Regions from separate parts of the Homo sapiens genome. Here region 1 is linked to region 2. Evidence: read pairs that join two places in POLR2A ChIA-PET (ENCODE). Cell type or tissue: HepG2. All regions are shown on one strand.

Region 1 (8,000 bases), 390 kb before region 2:
GGAGGTTGCAGTGAGCCGAGATCGTTCCATTGCACTCTAGCCTGGGCGTCGCAGCGAGACTCCATCTCAGAAAAATAAAAAATAAAGGCAATCTCCCCTCATAGGTGCTTCAGCTATCTGAACAAGCACAAAGAGGATATCAATGCCATCCATTTCCCCTGCCCTATTAGCAGGAGCTGCAACGTCAGAGGTGTGCGTGTTGCCATATGGCAATGAGGCGAGCTCTGGGAAGCCAAAGAGCCCTTACCCGACTACAGGGGACATTGGTTATTGGCCAAACTTGACACTTCCTCCTGCTTCTAGCTCCTGGACACCTCACCATTTTCATCTCCCTAACAGGGCCAGGAAACAGCAGAGTGTGAGGCCCAGTGGGCCTGATGGTGCTAGGAAGACCCCTGCAAACTGAGATCAGTTGGGCAAGTGCCCACTGCAAGCTGAGCCCAGGATTGGGTGTGGGGAGGTGGAAATCCAGGAGAAATCAAAGACTCCTTCACCAAACCCAATCTGATGGAAGAGAAAAGGCAAGCCCACATTGGTTCAGAGATCACAGAGACCTGGGTTCAGATCTCGATCCCATCACTTCTTAGCACTATGTCATAAGTCAGGCTGCTGAACTTCCTGAACCTCAGTTACCTCATCTGTAAAATGGGGAGGGCAAAAACAGTATCCACCTCACAGGGTGGTTGTGGGGTTTCAGTGAGATATTGCATAAATGAGATAGAGCCTGGCTCACAGGTAGTGCTCAGTAAATGGTAGCTGGAATCCATGTTATTGTTCCAGTAACAATAAAGCAATGTGGTACCATTGACTATACTGAGTACAGAAAAACCTTGGAAGACACAAGTGGCAGGTGAGTAGAAAGTGGGTTTTTCCCTGACTGATTGAAGGTGAAGGGGCAGGAGGTGTGAGAACGGAGCAGGGAGGGCATTCCAGAAAGAGGGAAAGACAGGATGTCTTCAGGGCTGGTCCCATGGGTCTGCATCGGCAAGGATGGAGGCTGCTGTGATGGGGCTGAGTGGTTTCAGGCCCAGCCCAGCCAGGTACAGGCAGCTGCTCAGCTCCCCGACTGTGCATTAAGAAGTCAGTGAAAAAGTCATATGAGGGGCTGGGTGCGGTGGCTCACGCCTGTAATCCCAGCACTTCGGAGGCCAAGGCTGGCGTATCGCCTGAAGTCAGGAGTTCAAGACAAGCCTGGCCAACATGGTGAAACTCCATCTCTACAAAAAATACAAAAATTAGCTGGGCATGGTGGCAGGTGCCTGTAATCCCAGCTACTTGGGAGGCAGAGGCAGGAGAATTGCTTGAACCCGGGAGGTGTAGGTTGCAGTGAGCCGAGATCATGACACTGCACTTCAGCTTGGGTGACAGAGCGAGACTCGGTCTCAAAAACAAAAGTAAAAACAAAGAAGTAATATGAGGGAAAGAGTGTCTCGGATGATTGTTAGAGAAGTCTCTTGGTCTCCAGCCACAGCATTTTAGAAGAGGAAGGCAAATCTATGACAGCAAGCTAAGGAAGATGAGGCCCAATCTCCCTCTGCAGGTGCAGAGAAGCCAATAATATGGGATAAGCGACTCTGGAAGTTTCTTTCTTCTGGGCCTGAACATATGTCTAGAATTCCAAGAACATGACCCGATGGGACCCAGAAGCCAGCCCACAAAACCCTCAGCTATCAACTACAAAATGCTCATCCCGGGCATTTGTCCCCCCACCACCCCCAAACTCCCCACCCCAGGGACAGTAAACTGGAAGGCTATTCTTGACATTTCTGATCTCAGAGCCCGGTCTAAGGTTTTCATTTCCATGCTGGGTTTTGTTTTTTTGTTTGTTTGTTTGTTTAGACAGAGTCTTGCTCTGTCACCCAGGCCAGAGTGCAGTGGCGCTATCTCAGCTCACTACAACCTCAACCTCCCGGGTTCAAGCGATTCTCCTGCTCCCAAGTAGCTGGGACTACAGGCACACACAACCATACCCAGCTACATTTTTGTATTTTTAGTAGAGACAGGGTTTTGCCATGTTGGCCAGGCTGGTCTCGAACTCCTGACCTCAAGTGATCTGCCCACCTCAGCTTCCCAAAGTGTTGGGATTACAGGTGTGTGCCACCGCACCTGGCCCATCCTGGTTCTATAAGTTTAACTTCCCCCGTGAGTAGATCTTTTTAGGGCGCTGACAGAGCCAGCAGAGCTGGGCTCATTTCCTGTTTGCCCAGATGCTAAGCTTCCATATAACCCTTGGTTACACAGGCCCTTGGAAGGAAGCCTTGGCCTAAATAGCCCCAAACAAGTGATAATAGAAAAGCCTTTTATATTTAGCTTTTGGATATTGTAAGTGATTTTTGGCAGCATATTTCTCTTCCTAAATAGAGCTGGATTGGGCTAATTAAAATTAACTTTATGGGATGCAGAATAGGAGAGTGGTTAAGAGCCTTTATAGACCAGTGGTATGGGCGCTCAGCCACACAGTCTGGTTTTCAGTCCAATCACCACCATTTGCTAGCTGTTTATCTCCCTGAGTTTCTTCATCTGCAAAACACAGATATAGCCAGAATACCTTTCTCATTGGGTATCTGTGAGGATTGCATGAAGACTAATACATATAACACAGCCTGATGTCTGGCCCCTGGAAGCATTCAATAAAGGGTGGCAGTCATAGTTATCATGACATTATTTCCCTAGTAGACCCACTGGGCTTTGGATAAAGGAAGTCTAAAGGTAGCCTGGGGGAGGGGTATATGAGGGAAAATCAGGCCAGGATTAAAAACTGTCAGCATAGGCCCGGCACGGTAGCTCTCATCTGTAATCGTACCACTTTGGGAGGCAGAGGCAGGTGGATCAGTTGAGGTCAGCAGTTTGAGACTAGCCTGGCCAACATGGCAAAACCCTGTCTCTACTAAAAAATACACAAATTAGCCAAATGTTGTGGCAGGTGCCTGTAGTCCCAGCTACTTGGGAGGCTGAGGCAGAAGAATTGTTTGAACCCGGGAGGCAAAGGTTGCCGTGAGCCAAGATCGTGCCTGGGTGACAGAGTGAGACTCTGTCTCGCAATAAATAAATAAATACATACATAATAATAATAAATTGTCAGCCTATAATCCAGAAAAAAACAATCCACCTGTGGATAATCGAGTTATCCACTTCTTATTCTTTTTTTTTTTTTTTTTGAAACAGGGTCTCACTGTTGCCCAGGCTAGAGTGCAGTGGTGTGATCAGAGCTCACTGCGGTGTTGAACTCCTGGCCTCAAGTGATCCTCCTGCCTCAGTTTCCCAAAGTGTTGGGATTACAGGAGTGAGCCACCACTCAACGGCCAGAACGTGATTTCTTGACCCTTTTTCTCAGGATTGTGCTAGCTCCTCAGCAGGTTTAGGCTAGAGTGAGCAGGTGGCATTGCCCCAAGACCAGTTGGATGCAGAGTCTGTCAGGAATCACTTCTCTATGCAAGGGAGTAGGTCTGGCTAGGCACAGGTATGTGCTTGCAAGGTAAATAGTTGTTACTGACACAGTCACCTTTGTCTGTGAGGGGAGGAGGAGGCCAATGCCTATGGAAGGACAAAACTCCTTCAGCCTTAGGCAGGTCTTACCTGCCCCTGCATTCTTGTCAGGTTATATATTGCTCTTGTGATGTGTTTGGAAAAAGACAAGAAAACATACTTTTTTTTTTTTCTTCTAGCCAGGACCTCTGGCTAGAGGTAGAGGGACTTCTTAGACGTCACTATCATGGCTGAAGCCTCAATTCTGTCCTAAGCCAGGAAACCAAATTGGTAAATTTGGTCTTTTTTTTTTTTTGACAGGGTCTCACTCCTGTCTCCCAGGCTGGAGTGCAGTGGCACAATCTCAACTCACTGCAGCCTCGATAGCCCAGGCTCAAGTGATCCTCCCACCTCAGCCCCTCAAGTAGCTGGAATTACAGGCATGAGCTACCACGGCCGGCTAATTTTTGTATTTTTAGTAGAGACAGGGTTTCTCCATGTTGGCCAGGCTGGTCTCGAACTCCTGACCTCAGGCGATCTGCCGGCCTGGGCCTCCAAAGTGCTGGGATTACAGGCGTGAGCCATCATGCCTGGGCTAGTAAATTCAGTCTTTATATCATGGTTCCTCCATTGTTGTCAATAACTCTAGCACTGTGAACATGCTTTTGTGAGCTGATGCTGCTATTTACTTCTCTATTTACACATTTACGTATTTGTGTCTCCCTGATACCACATTTATCTTTTGAATGGGTAATATATTGGTAATATATCCTCGGATACCAAATTGACAAGGTATAAAGGGTTTACAGTAACAAGTTAGTTTCCCTCCCACCCCTGTTCCCTCGCCACCCACAGGTAATCTCCATGACCACATTCTGGTGTTACCTTCCAGAGATAAGCTATGCCTATCCAGGCATCTATTATTTTAGGTGGTAGCATTCTTACTCATATTTGTATCCCAGTGCGTAGAGGAGTGCCAAACAAAAGTATGCTGTCAAAAAAAGCTTGTTGGTTGCATGTTTGTTGCTCCAGATTTGTTGCCCTCATCCCAGCCATGGGTGCCTGAACTCTCTAGTTGAAATTTTCATGAGCTTATCAAAATTTTACCTGGGGCCAAGCGCGGTGGCTCATGCCTCTAATCCCAGCACTTTGGGAGGCCGAGGCAGGCGGATCACGAGGTCAGGAGTTCGAGACTAGCCTGGCCAACATGGTGAAACCTCGTCTCTACTAAAATTACAAAAAAAATTAGCTGGGCGTTGTGGCGGGTGCCTGTAATCCCAGCTACTTGAGAGGCTGAGGCAAGGAGAATCGCTTGAAGCTGGGAGGCAGAGGTTACAGTGAGCTGAGATTGCGCCATTGCACTCCAGCCCAGGCAAGAGTGTGAGACTCCGTCTCAAAAAAAAAAAAAAAATTTTTTTTTTTTTTTTTTTACCTGTTTGGACTTGCAGCTCTGGCTTTATTTTCTCCAGACTGAAATTTACAAAGAAGCTACTGGGGCCTTGCCTAATATAAACAAGTTATTCTCCTTCACAATAGAACTCTAAAGAGCACCCTGATGCATGAATTTTCTTCCCTGCTCTGTTCAGTGTAAAACAGAAGCTTAGCCCCAGCTCCTCTTTGTTAGGTGACTGTTCCCTGAGGCAAGGGTTAAAGAGACTTTGATGCTGCTCATCTTAGGGGAGTCTCTAAGCATACTCATCTCAGAATTCTGGCTCAGGAAATAAAATGCAGGAGTTTCCACTGCAGTATTCCTCAGTCCTTGACAGAGCTGGGTTTTCCAGAAGCATCCAGACAGCAGTGCCACCTTCATATTCTCTCATATTCTCTCTCTCTCTCTCTCTCTCACACACACACACACACACACATTTTTTTTCTCCCTGATGTGGCTAGGGGACAGGCTGGACTCCTGCACTTGATCCATATAAAAGAACCTAAGGAAGAAAGAAAAAGGGAGGAGTAAGAGGGCCACTCCCTGTCCTGTTCTATGATCACGAGGCTTGTAAACTCAAGGAGGCAGCAGGGCAGAGTGCCGAAGCAAACAGAGGCTGCCTGGGCTGGAATCCTGACTCTGCCATTTATCGCCTGTGTGACTTTGAAACCACCTTTGCAAAATTATAACTGAGGAAGTTATGATAGTGAAAGAAAACAGACCTAACCGATTCCATCTTGCTTCTAACCTTTAAGCTGTCCTTGTTCATTCCTGGGCATAGGCCGAACTCTCCATTGCAATTCCCCTGTCTTGATAAATCGTCTCTATCTAGGCAGTGAGCAAGGTGAACCCACTGGGTGGTTACAACTTTGGACAAGTTATTTAACCTCTGTCTGCTTCCATTTCTTCCACCGTAAAATGGGGATAACTGTACCTACTTTAAAAGACTTGTTATGAGGATTCAGTGAGTTAACAGATTGCAATGCATTTAGAACGGTGCCTGGGCATGTGGTAAGTGCAATATACATGCTATTTATTTATTTATTGTTTTTATTTTATTTTATTTTTGAGACGGAGTCTCACTCTGTGGCCCAGGGTGGAGTGCAATGGCGCGATCTCGGCTCACTGCAACCTCTACCTCCTGGGTTCAAGCAATTCTCCTGCCTCACCCCCCAAGTAGCTGGGACTACAGGTGCCCACCACCATGCCCAGCTAATTTTTGCATTTTTAGTAGGCACAGGGTTTCACCATGTTGGCCAAGCTGACCTCAAACTCCTGACCTCAGGTGATCTACCTGTCTTGGCCCCCTAAATTGCTGGGATTACAGGCGTGAGCCACTGCACCCCGCCTATACATGCTTTTTAAACAAAAAGAAAAACGTCCATGTCAGTGGTTCCCGTGTTCGATGCATGTCCCTCTATTCCCTGGCTGTAAGTTTCAAGGTTTTCACTTACCGATCTTGGGCCCTTTGGTGCATTTTTTTTCCTATTGGGAAAAAGCTAAATGTTGTGTTGTATGGTGCATTTCTTACACAGAAAGGAAAAACTAAAAAATAGCCTGTATCTAGGCTAAAATTCCTGTATAGAGGCAAGATTGTGTCATCTAAAGTTCTTACTACATTGACTTTTTCCTGATGCTGTTCTTGGGGCCCCCACTCTGCCTCTAGAGGGCTGGTAAGAGTCCACAGGAGAGCTTCCCAAGCCAGTGCCTTTTAGGAAGAGTTGCTGTGGCTACTGAGCTGATCAAAGGTCTCAGCCTCCACAAAGAAGCATGTGCTGCTGTGGCAATGGGCCTGAGGGTACGGGGGCCCCAGGGTTGCAGGGCAAGACAACAATCCGGAATCCAGCTGTTGTCTCGGCCATCATCTGAGGTCATCCTGCCAGATTGGCAGGCTGTGCCCTAGACCACAGAGGTAGCCCCTGCTCTTCAAAGGGCTGGATTGTCAGCCCAGCCCCTCCTAGGCCTTCTCTTCAGGCTTCTTCTTTCTACATTATCCCAACACAAACAGCTTGACTTCCAAGTGACATTGCACCAGAAAGACTTCCAAAGTCAGCTCACCTATCCTAGGGATCTAGCCCGGCCAGGGGCTCCTATGAGGGATTCCATAGGAGGAGTCAGAGACTGTCATCTAGGAAGGCTTCAGAGCTTCAGGATAGGTCCTGGGCAACCCTTGATCGCCCTCAGAGACTCACTCAGGTTTTGGCGTCCCTCGGTTACAGAAACCCTCATGACCCTAATCACATTGCAACTGCATTTCCTTCCTGTGCCTCGGGCTCAGTCAGGGTTGGGCCCAGGTGTGCCAGAACAGCAGGCGTTCAAAAAGCACATCGCTTGCTTCTCAGATCTTGCTCACAAACAGTTTTGTGCAGTTCTATGGAAAGGAAAAAAAAAAAGTGTACCCTTAACAACCAATATACACATACAGACTCATTCAGTGAACATTTGTTGAGTGTCTGTTATGAACAAGGTCCTGTACCAAGTACCAAGGGGAGGGGAAGAGGATGCAAAGTTGACTTAAGCATAGTCCTTTCCCTTAAGGACTTTGTCCTCTGCCAGAGAAGCCAGTCACACATATATAAATGGAATTAGTTTATTAGTTTAATAAAGTGGAATTAAAACAAGCTGTAACATAAGACCAAACTATTTATTGACTTGACATTTGCTGAACAGATATTGTGGGCCAGGCACTGTACTAGGAGCAAGGGATACACAGCAGAGAAGAAGAGAGAAAAAATCCTACCCTTATGGAGCTTATATCCCAGTGAAGGAGGCAGAGAAGTAAGAATTACAATATAGTGTGACAAGAGTGTTAAGAGGGGTCAGCAGACTGAGATTTGGGAGCAAAGAAGGAAGAATGTTTAACTAACTGACATTTGGGGAATCTGGAAACACTTCCGAGAGAAAGCTCCATCTCGGCCGGGCGCGGTGGCTCACACCTGTAATCCCAGCACTTTGGGAAGCCGAAGTGGGCAGATCACTTGAGGCCAGGAGTTCGAGACCAGCCTGGGCAACATGGCAAAACCCTGTCTCTACTAAAAATACAGAAATTAGCTGGGTGTGGTGGCACACACCTGTAATCCCAGCTACTCGGGGAGCTGAGGCAGGA
Region 2 (8,000 bases):
CCGGCTACTTGGGAGGCTGAGGCAGGAGAATCACTTGAAGCCGGGAGGTGAAGGTTGCAGTGAGCCGAGATCAAGCCACTGAACTCCATCCTGGGTGACAGAGGGCGACTCTGTCTCAAAAACAAACAAATAAATAAAAATACAAAAATTGCTGGGTGTTGTGGTGGGCACCTATAATCCCAGCTACTAGAAAAGCTGCAGCACAAGACTCACTTGAACCCAGGAGGCAGAGGTTGCAGTGAACCGAGATGGCGCCACTGCACTCCAGCCTGGGTGACAGAGTGAGACTCCCTCTCAAAAAAAAAAAAAAAAAAAAAGCGTTAAAGAGAGAAAAAAGTTTTAAAAAGTCCTAATTATTCAGAAATGTATGGGAGCAATTTCCCTTCTCCCTCCCTCTCCTGGTTCTTTTTTTCATTCAGATCTCTGTTGGCTCATCTGTAAACTTGAAGCATATCCCTTCCCTGGAGGCGTTTGTTTTTCCAAGGAAGTATCCTAATGTACTCTTCTTTCTTTCTTTTTTTTTGTTTTGAGGCGGAGTTTTGCTCTTGTTGCTCGGGCTGGAGTGCAGTGGCGCAATTTCAGCTCACTGCAACCTCCACCCCCGGGGTTCAGCCAGTTCTCCTGCCTCAGCCTCCCGAATAGCTGGGATTACAGGCATGTGCACTACACCCAGTTAATTTTTTGTATTTTTAGTAGAGACGGTGTGTCACCATGTTGGCCAGGCTGGTCTCGAACTCCTGACTTCAGGTGATCCACCTGCCTTGGCCTCCCAAAGTGCTGGGATTACAGGCATAAGCCACCGTGCCCAGCCTCCCAATGTACTCTCAGTGATGTGCCTCAGCTTGAGAAGGCACAGAACAACATGTTTCTTTTCCAAATAGATGATGTAAGATGTGGAGACACAGAAAGTTGGGAGTAACTTCACATCAGGAAGCTGCACCACCTGTGGGTTGTGTGGCCTTTGGTAGGTCACATCACTGATCTTAGCTTCAGTTCTCCCATCTCTCAAGTGAGGACAGTATGTGCCCTGCATACGTCCCTGGGTAGCTGAGAAGATCTCACGAAATCATGTATGTGAAGTAGTTTCTAAGTGTACAGCCTCGTGCATGTGGAATGGACCATTGCTGCATTTTGAGCACCCCTTTAACAGCTCTCCAGCCAACCCCCAAATCCCTCAGGCACTTACACAAAAGTGATGTTGGGAGGACCCTCAGGCCAGGTCTTTGGTCCCCTGTTAGAGTGGTCACAGCTAGGGAATCTCAGAGCACTGCAAGGACAACAGACGGTAGGAACTTTGATGAAGACACTAATTGTTTGGAAGCTGTTTTCTGAAAGCAGAGCTAAAAACGCAGTTTCATGCCACTGTGAGAACCGAGTGCCTGGTTACCCCTCTCAGCTCTTGCTGCTTGCTCTGCTCTAAGGGAAGGTGCTGAATGGATAGGACTGAAGCTGGCCATTCTCACCAAGAAGCTTCTGGTTGAGGGTAAGGGATGGAGGATGAGAGTTAAACATCAGTTGGTTTTCAAGAGTCCATATCACTCTGATACTTCTGTGAACTGAGAAATTATTCTCCTGTACTTCTGTGGGAAACAAGGCACATGGTACAATTTTAGGGTTTTTTTTTTTTTCTATACCAAGTGTATAGATTTGGATTTTAGATATCAAAAGAGACTGTCATTCAGCTTACTGGTTTGGGTCTGTGTGTGCTTGTGTAATGCTCCCTCTGTCACCTCATCCATACCCTCCTGACCAAATATTTTATCTTTGAGGTTTGAATACTCTAGAATTTTTTTTTTTTTTTGAGATGGAATCTCACTCTGTCACCCAGGCTGGAGTGCAATGGCATGAGTGGTGGAGTGCTTGGCTCACTGCAACTTCTGCCTCCTGGGTTCAAGTGGTTCTCCTGCCTCAGCCTCCGAGTAGTTGGGATTACAGGCGCCCCCCCACCATGCCTGGCTAATTTTGTATTTTTAGTAGAGACGGGGTTTCACCATGTTGGCCAGGCTGATCTTGAACTCCTGACCTTAAGTGATCAACCCATCTCGGCCTCCCAAAGTGCTAGGGTTACAGACGTGAGCCACCACACATGGCCAATTGTCACATTTTGATGCAGTTTTGATAAAAGGCAGAGAGAAAGAAATTCCTATAAAGAATAAATCCTGTGTTACGTTTGCATAATCTTTAATTGTTAAGTTTTTTTGGCATATTTCTGTACCCTATATGTCTTATGCTATTGTCTGTAATACTCCTTCCTCCAACCCCAAAGACTCTTCTGCAACAAAAATCCAAATAATTGCTTTTAGGATTTCCACAAATCTTGATTCACCATTAGACACATAATTGTTCTTTACAGGGAACCACTGAGAAAATGACCCAGCAGATATTACTTGTATAAACTCAAGTAACTGTTGCTTTATTCGTTTGAACACATTTGGTATCATCCATTGTTTTGGTTCTTCGTAGGTGCCTTCCTCAGTTCGAGCAAACATGGAGAGACCAATTATTATATTTGGGCTGGAGAGTGATCAGGCAATAAAACTTATAAACAACCATGCAATTTTAATTATGACCCCAAAAAACTAATCCCAAAGGCAACAGAAAGAAGGTAGGGAAAACACTGGGAACACTGAGCATTACTGCCCCAAGAAAACAAAGATATTTTCCACGTGGTTAAGAGTTTCTTTGGTGGCTGGGCGTGGCAGCTCATGCCTGTAATCCCAGCACTTTGGGAGGCCGAGGCAGGCAGATCACCTGAGGTCAGGAGTTTGAGACCAGCCTGACTAACATGGAGAAACCCCGTCTCTACTAAAAATACAAAATTAGCCGGGTGTGGTGGTGCATGCCTGTAATCCCAGCTACTCGGGAGGCTGAGACAGGAGAATTGCTTGAACCTGGGAGGCGGAGGTTGCGGTGAGCTGAGATTGTGCCATTGCACTCCAGCCTGGGCAACAAGAGTGAGACTCCGTCTCAAAAAACAAAACAAAACACCACCACCAAAAAAACCCCAACCAAACAAAAAAACACAGTTTCTTTGGTATACTGTGCCTATCTGCTCTGTACCACCTGCCATGTTGCTGGGGAGTGTTTCATTCAGCAGACAGATTTTCCCTCTAAGCCTAATACGCTTCATTTCTAGAGGCCAGAAGTCACCCCGGCTACCAGAAGCTTGTTCTTCTCTCTTACCTCTAAGAACTTAGTATTTGGGGTGGGGTTGGTCTGGTCTCTAGGGAAACTCTGGAGTTTTCATACAGTGCCTACAAGAGCAGCCCACTCTAGTTATGACCGTGGATCTGAACATCAAGACATCACTATCAAAAATCCAGCCATTGGATTATAAATCATGCTGCTATAAAGACACATGCACACGTATGTTTATTGCGGCACTATTCACAATAGCAAAGACTTGGAACCAACCCAAATGTCCATCAATGATAGACTGGATTAAGAAAATGTGGCACATATACACCATGGAATACTGTGCAGCCATAAAAAAGGATGAGTTCATGTCCTTTGTAGGGACATGGATGAAGCTGGAAACCATCATTCTCAGCAAACTATTGCAAGGACAGAAAACCAAACATCGCATGTTCTCACTCATAGGTGGGAATTGGACAATGAGATCACTTGGACACAGGGTAGGGAACATCACACACTGGGGCCTCTCGTGGGGTGGGGGGAGGGGGGAGGGATAGCATTAGGAGATATACCTAATGTAAATGACAAGTTAATGGGTGCAGCACACCAACATGGCACATGTACATATACGTAACAAACCTGCACGTTGTGCACATGTACCCTAGAACTTAAAGTATATATATATATATATTTAAAAATCCAGCCATCAGGAACAGCTTTGCCATAGTACTTTTGTTCTGAGGAAGGCACTATTCAATGAGGCACTCATGCTCAAGGATGGCCAGGATATTCTGAGAGGTTTTCGTGACATCATGACTCTCAAGGACCTACCCACCTGGGCCTGACTACCACAGTACTCAGGTCTGTGGCCTTTACTGTTAGAGGATGGGCTTCTGCTTGGGAAAGGCCCTGGGTTCCTACCACCTCCTCCCTCTTTCTTCCTAGGGCAGTCTGGTGGCCTTTGAGACATGAAGCAAAGTCACTTGCTTAGAACTGAGGCAGGAGAATAGAGTCTGGAAGCAGGGAACCTAAGGCCATTTCATGCTGACTTCCTAGAACTAAATTGAAAGGAAAGCCCTACCTTTCCACGCCTACGTAACAAAAGAACCAGAGGTTGCTCCCCTTGCAAATCCCCACCTTTCTGTGTGGCAGATGGGAAATTGAAAGTACCTCTGATTGGTTGGAAAAAAAGCAGATGGCAAATTGAAAGTACCTCTGATTGGTCGCTTTTTGCAACCAATCAGACGTTTGCATAGGAGTGTAACTTTGTAACTTCACTTCAACCTCTGATTGGTTGCTATCCTAACCAATCATACGGATTGGGGGCCAAGTCTTCGTTTGTATAGAAGGGCAACTTTCACTCTAGCCTCTGATTGGCTGCTTTCCACAACCAATAAGATGTTTGCATAGGAGTGTGACCTTTGTAACTTCATTTCAGCCTCTGATTGTGGGCTGCAACTTCATGAACATGGGGTGAACACCAAGTGGCCAATGGTAAACCTCTAGCGGGTATTTGGACCCCAGAAGATTGTGTATCAGGGCCCTTGAGCCACTGCTCCGCCCGTTCTCACACTGTGGAGTATACTTTCACTTTCAATAAATCTGTGCATGCTTGCTTCTTTCTTTCCTGTCTTTGCTGTGCGTTTTGTCCAATTCTTTGTTCAAAACGCCAAGAACCTGGACAACTTGCAGTAAAGACCCTCTACTGGTAACAGAACCTGCCCAAATCCAACATGCCTCATGTTTTGGGTAAGAAAGCATTTCATTGTCCCCTGCTTTGACTTACTTGCTAGTTATTTTTTCATGTGAACACACTTTGTCTTCCCAACTATATTGTAAGTGCATCGAGGGTGGGAACCTTGTCTTAAGCCAGTTTTACTTCTCACAATTCCTGCCACCTGCGCACTTTACAGTCACTTAAAAGATACGTGGTGGCCGACTGGGTTCATTCGACAAGCAGAGAATGTCAGCTTTAAGCCTAGGCTTGTGGCTAAGAGGCATCAGCCTTGCTAGGGATTGGTAGGATAAGAGAAAGAAGGGGAAAAAATAAGTAAGGGTAGGGTTGAAAGGGTGAGCATGAGAGTATAAGGGGAGGAGAGGGAAGAAACTGAGAGGGAATGAAAATGAGGCATAGGTGGAAAAGAGTATAATTCAAGGCCCAGGGTGTGGAGTCCCAAGAGAGAGCTCTGTCCTCTCTTCCTTGTGCTGTGATGTAGACTACCCCTATCTAGGGCATCTCCCTGGATTTTCTTCAGTTCAGGAAGAACCTAGGCCAGGCGCGGTGGCTCACGCCTGTAATCCCAGCACTTTGGGAAGCTAAGGTGGGCAGAACACTTGAGGACAGGAGTTCGAGACCAGCCTGACCAACATGGTGAAACCCTGTGTCTACTAAAAATACAAAAATTAGCAGGGTGTGGTGGTGCATGCCTGTAATCCCAGCTACTCAGGAGGCTGAAGCAGGAGAATCGCTTGAATCCGGGAGGGGGAGGTTGCAGTGAGCCAGGATCGTGCCATTGCACTCCAGCCTAGGCGACAAGAGCAAGACTCTGTCTCAAAAGAAAAAAAAAAAAAAAAAAGCAGCAGCAGCAGCTAAGAGAGTGTAGGCCAGGCGCGATGGCTCATGCCTGTAATCCCAGCAGTTTGGGAGGCTGGGGCGGGCGGATCACTTGTGGTCAGGAGTTCGAGACCAATCTGGCCAACATGGTGAAATCCCGTCTCTACTGAAAATACAAAAATTAGCTGGGTGCGGTTGCACACACCTGTAATCCCAGCTACTTGGGAGGCTGAGACAAGAGAATCGCTTGAACCCGGGAGGCAGAGGTTGCAGTGAGCCGAGATCGCACCACTGCACTCCAGCCTGGGCGACACAGTGAGACTCCGACTAAAAAAAAAAAAAAAGTGTGTGGATCTGCAAGACTCTCCAAAGCAGTTCTCTCTAGTGAGCACAACATCCTTGATACAAATTTCCCCCTCCCCTCCACTCCCCACATTCAGGACAAGGGAGGCGCTGGCCCTCTCGCCCCCTGGCGGTCTGTCTAGCTCCCGGCAGCCTCGGAAAGCCCAGGACAGTAGGGCAGTGTACTTGCGACCGACCCCGCCCATCGGCTCCTGGGGAGCTGACAGGACGCACTCCACTTGGCCAGGCCTGTATCAGGCTCTGGCTCTGTCGCCCAGGCTGTAATGCAGTGGTGCGATCATGGCTACTGCAGCCTCGACCTCCCGGGCTCAAGTGATCTTCCATCTCAGCCTCCCAAGTAGCTGAGACCACAGGAGCGCGCCGCCACGCCCGGCTAATTTTTGTTACTGGGGCGGCGCGTATTGGTGCAGTCTCCACGTTCTTTCAGAAGAACGCGGGCGCATCGCTGGACCACGCGCCAGTGGGCAGCCGGCGCAGCCTCCCTGCCCCCCATAGTCCCGATGCTTCCAGAGGCCCATGGCGGGGGTGCGGCGCGGGGGTGGGGAGTCGGGTGGGAGTTATGGCTTCCCAAGCAGCCAAGTCTATTTTCTTCCCGAAGAGGGAGGGGCTGAGCTTGGCAAGGCTCTAGCCAGCTCCTCCCGCTCTGCCCCACCTGCTCCTCCCAGCTCTCCCCTCCATCTCTGCTTCCAAGCCATTTTTCTCCACTCATACCTGCACTAGCATCCGAGCAGGGAGTAGTTTGGAAGAACTTGTCCTCGGCGCTGCATGAGGATTCAAAAGGCCTCTCAACCTAGAGAGCCCTGGAAGCCAAAATTTGTGCGTTTCAGTAAGGGGCTTGGCTGGGGGTAAGAAGTAAAGTTCTGGCCACAGAATTTAAGCTTCTGCTTCAAAGAAGGAGCCTTTCTAATCTGCTGGGAAATCTCTCCAGGTTCCCTCCACGAAAGTATTTTGCCTGCATTTGTCTCCTCTGGGCAGGCAATAAGGAATCCTACTCCCAGCCCGTTGGGGTGGCTTACGCCTGTAATCCTAGCACTTTGGGAGGCTGAGGCAGGAGGATCGCTTGAGGTCAGGAGTTTGAGACCAGCCTGGGTAACATAGTGAGACCTAGTCTCTACAAAAAATTAGCTGACCTTAGTGGTGTGTGCTTGTGGTCTCTGCTACTTGGGAGGCTGAGGCGGGAGGATCAGTTGAGTCCAGGAGGTGGAAGCTGCAGTGAACCGTAATCGCACCACTGCACTCCAGCCTGGGTGACAGAGTGAGACCCTATCTCTCCCCTCCCCCCACCAAAAGAAAAATGTAAACAAAACAAAGGGGAAAAAAACAAATCCTGGCCCTGCGTGGTAGCTCGCACCTGTAATCCCGGCACTTTGGAAGGCTGAGGCTGGCGGATCCCTTGAACTCAGGAGTTCAAGACCAGCCTGGGAAACATAGCAAAAACCCGTCCCCACAAAAAAATACAATAATTAGCTGGGCATGGTGGCGGGCGCCTATAATCCCAGCCACTCAAGAGGCTGAGGCAATAAGATTGAAATTCCATCTCAAAATAAAATTAAAATAAGGCCGGGCGTGGTGGCTCACACCTGTAATCCCAGCACTTTGGAAGGCCGAGGCGGGAGGATCACCTGAGGTCACGAGTTCGAGACCAGCCTGGCCAACATGGTGAAACCCCGTCTCTACTAAAAATACAAAAAATTAGCTGAGCTTGGTGGCGTGTACCTGTGATCTTAGCTATTAGGGAGGCTGAGGCAGGAGAATTGCTTGAACCCGGGAGGAGGAGGTTGCAGTGAGCCGAGATGGCGCCGCTGCACTCCAGCCTGGGTGACAGAGTGAAACTCCATCTCAAACAAAACAAAACAAAACAAAAAAACGAAAAAAGAAAAAAGAAAGAATCCCACTCCCCTTCCCACATCAGGTCCTCACCACCATGTTCTTCTCACCAGTGGCCTCT

What was found. Peaks named below come from ENCODE experiments on the same cell type or tissue, not always from the same donor. Only the 100,000 strongest peaks of a DNase experiment are listed, where the experiment ranks them.
Region 1: POLR2A ChIA-PET joins it to region 2 with 5 read pairs; 3 of 35 experiments call an interaction of 5 or more read pairs at or near these places.

Annotation. Positions count from the first base shown.
Region 1 is chrX:119,489,245-119,497,244 of GRCh38, forward strand. No RefSeq gene overlaps it. Among named protein-coding and RNA genes, the nearest start is that of SLC25A5-AS1, 24 kb to the left of the region's middle. In HepG2, a CTCF peak has its summit at 6,562; a DNase peak (open chromatin) is centred at 6,637; H3K4me3 peaks cover 383 bases.
Region 2 is chrX:119,881,645-119,889,644 of GRCh38, forward strand. No RefSeq gene overlaps it. Among named protein-coding and RNA genes, the nearest start is that of AKAP14, 10 kb to the right of the region's middle. In HepG2, a CTCF peak has its summit at 6,166 (motif pointing left); DNase peaks (open chromatin) are centred at 4,457 and 6,187; H3K4me3 peaks cover 1,397 bases.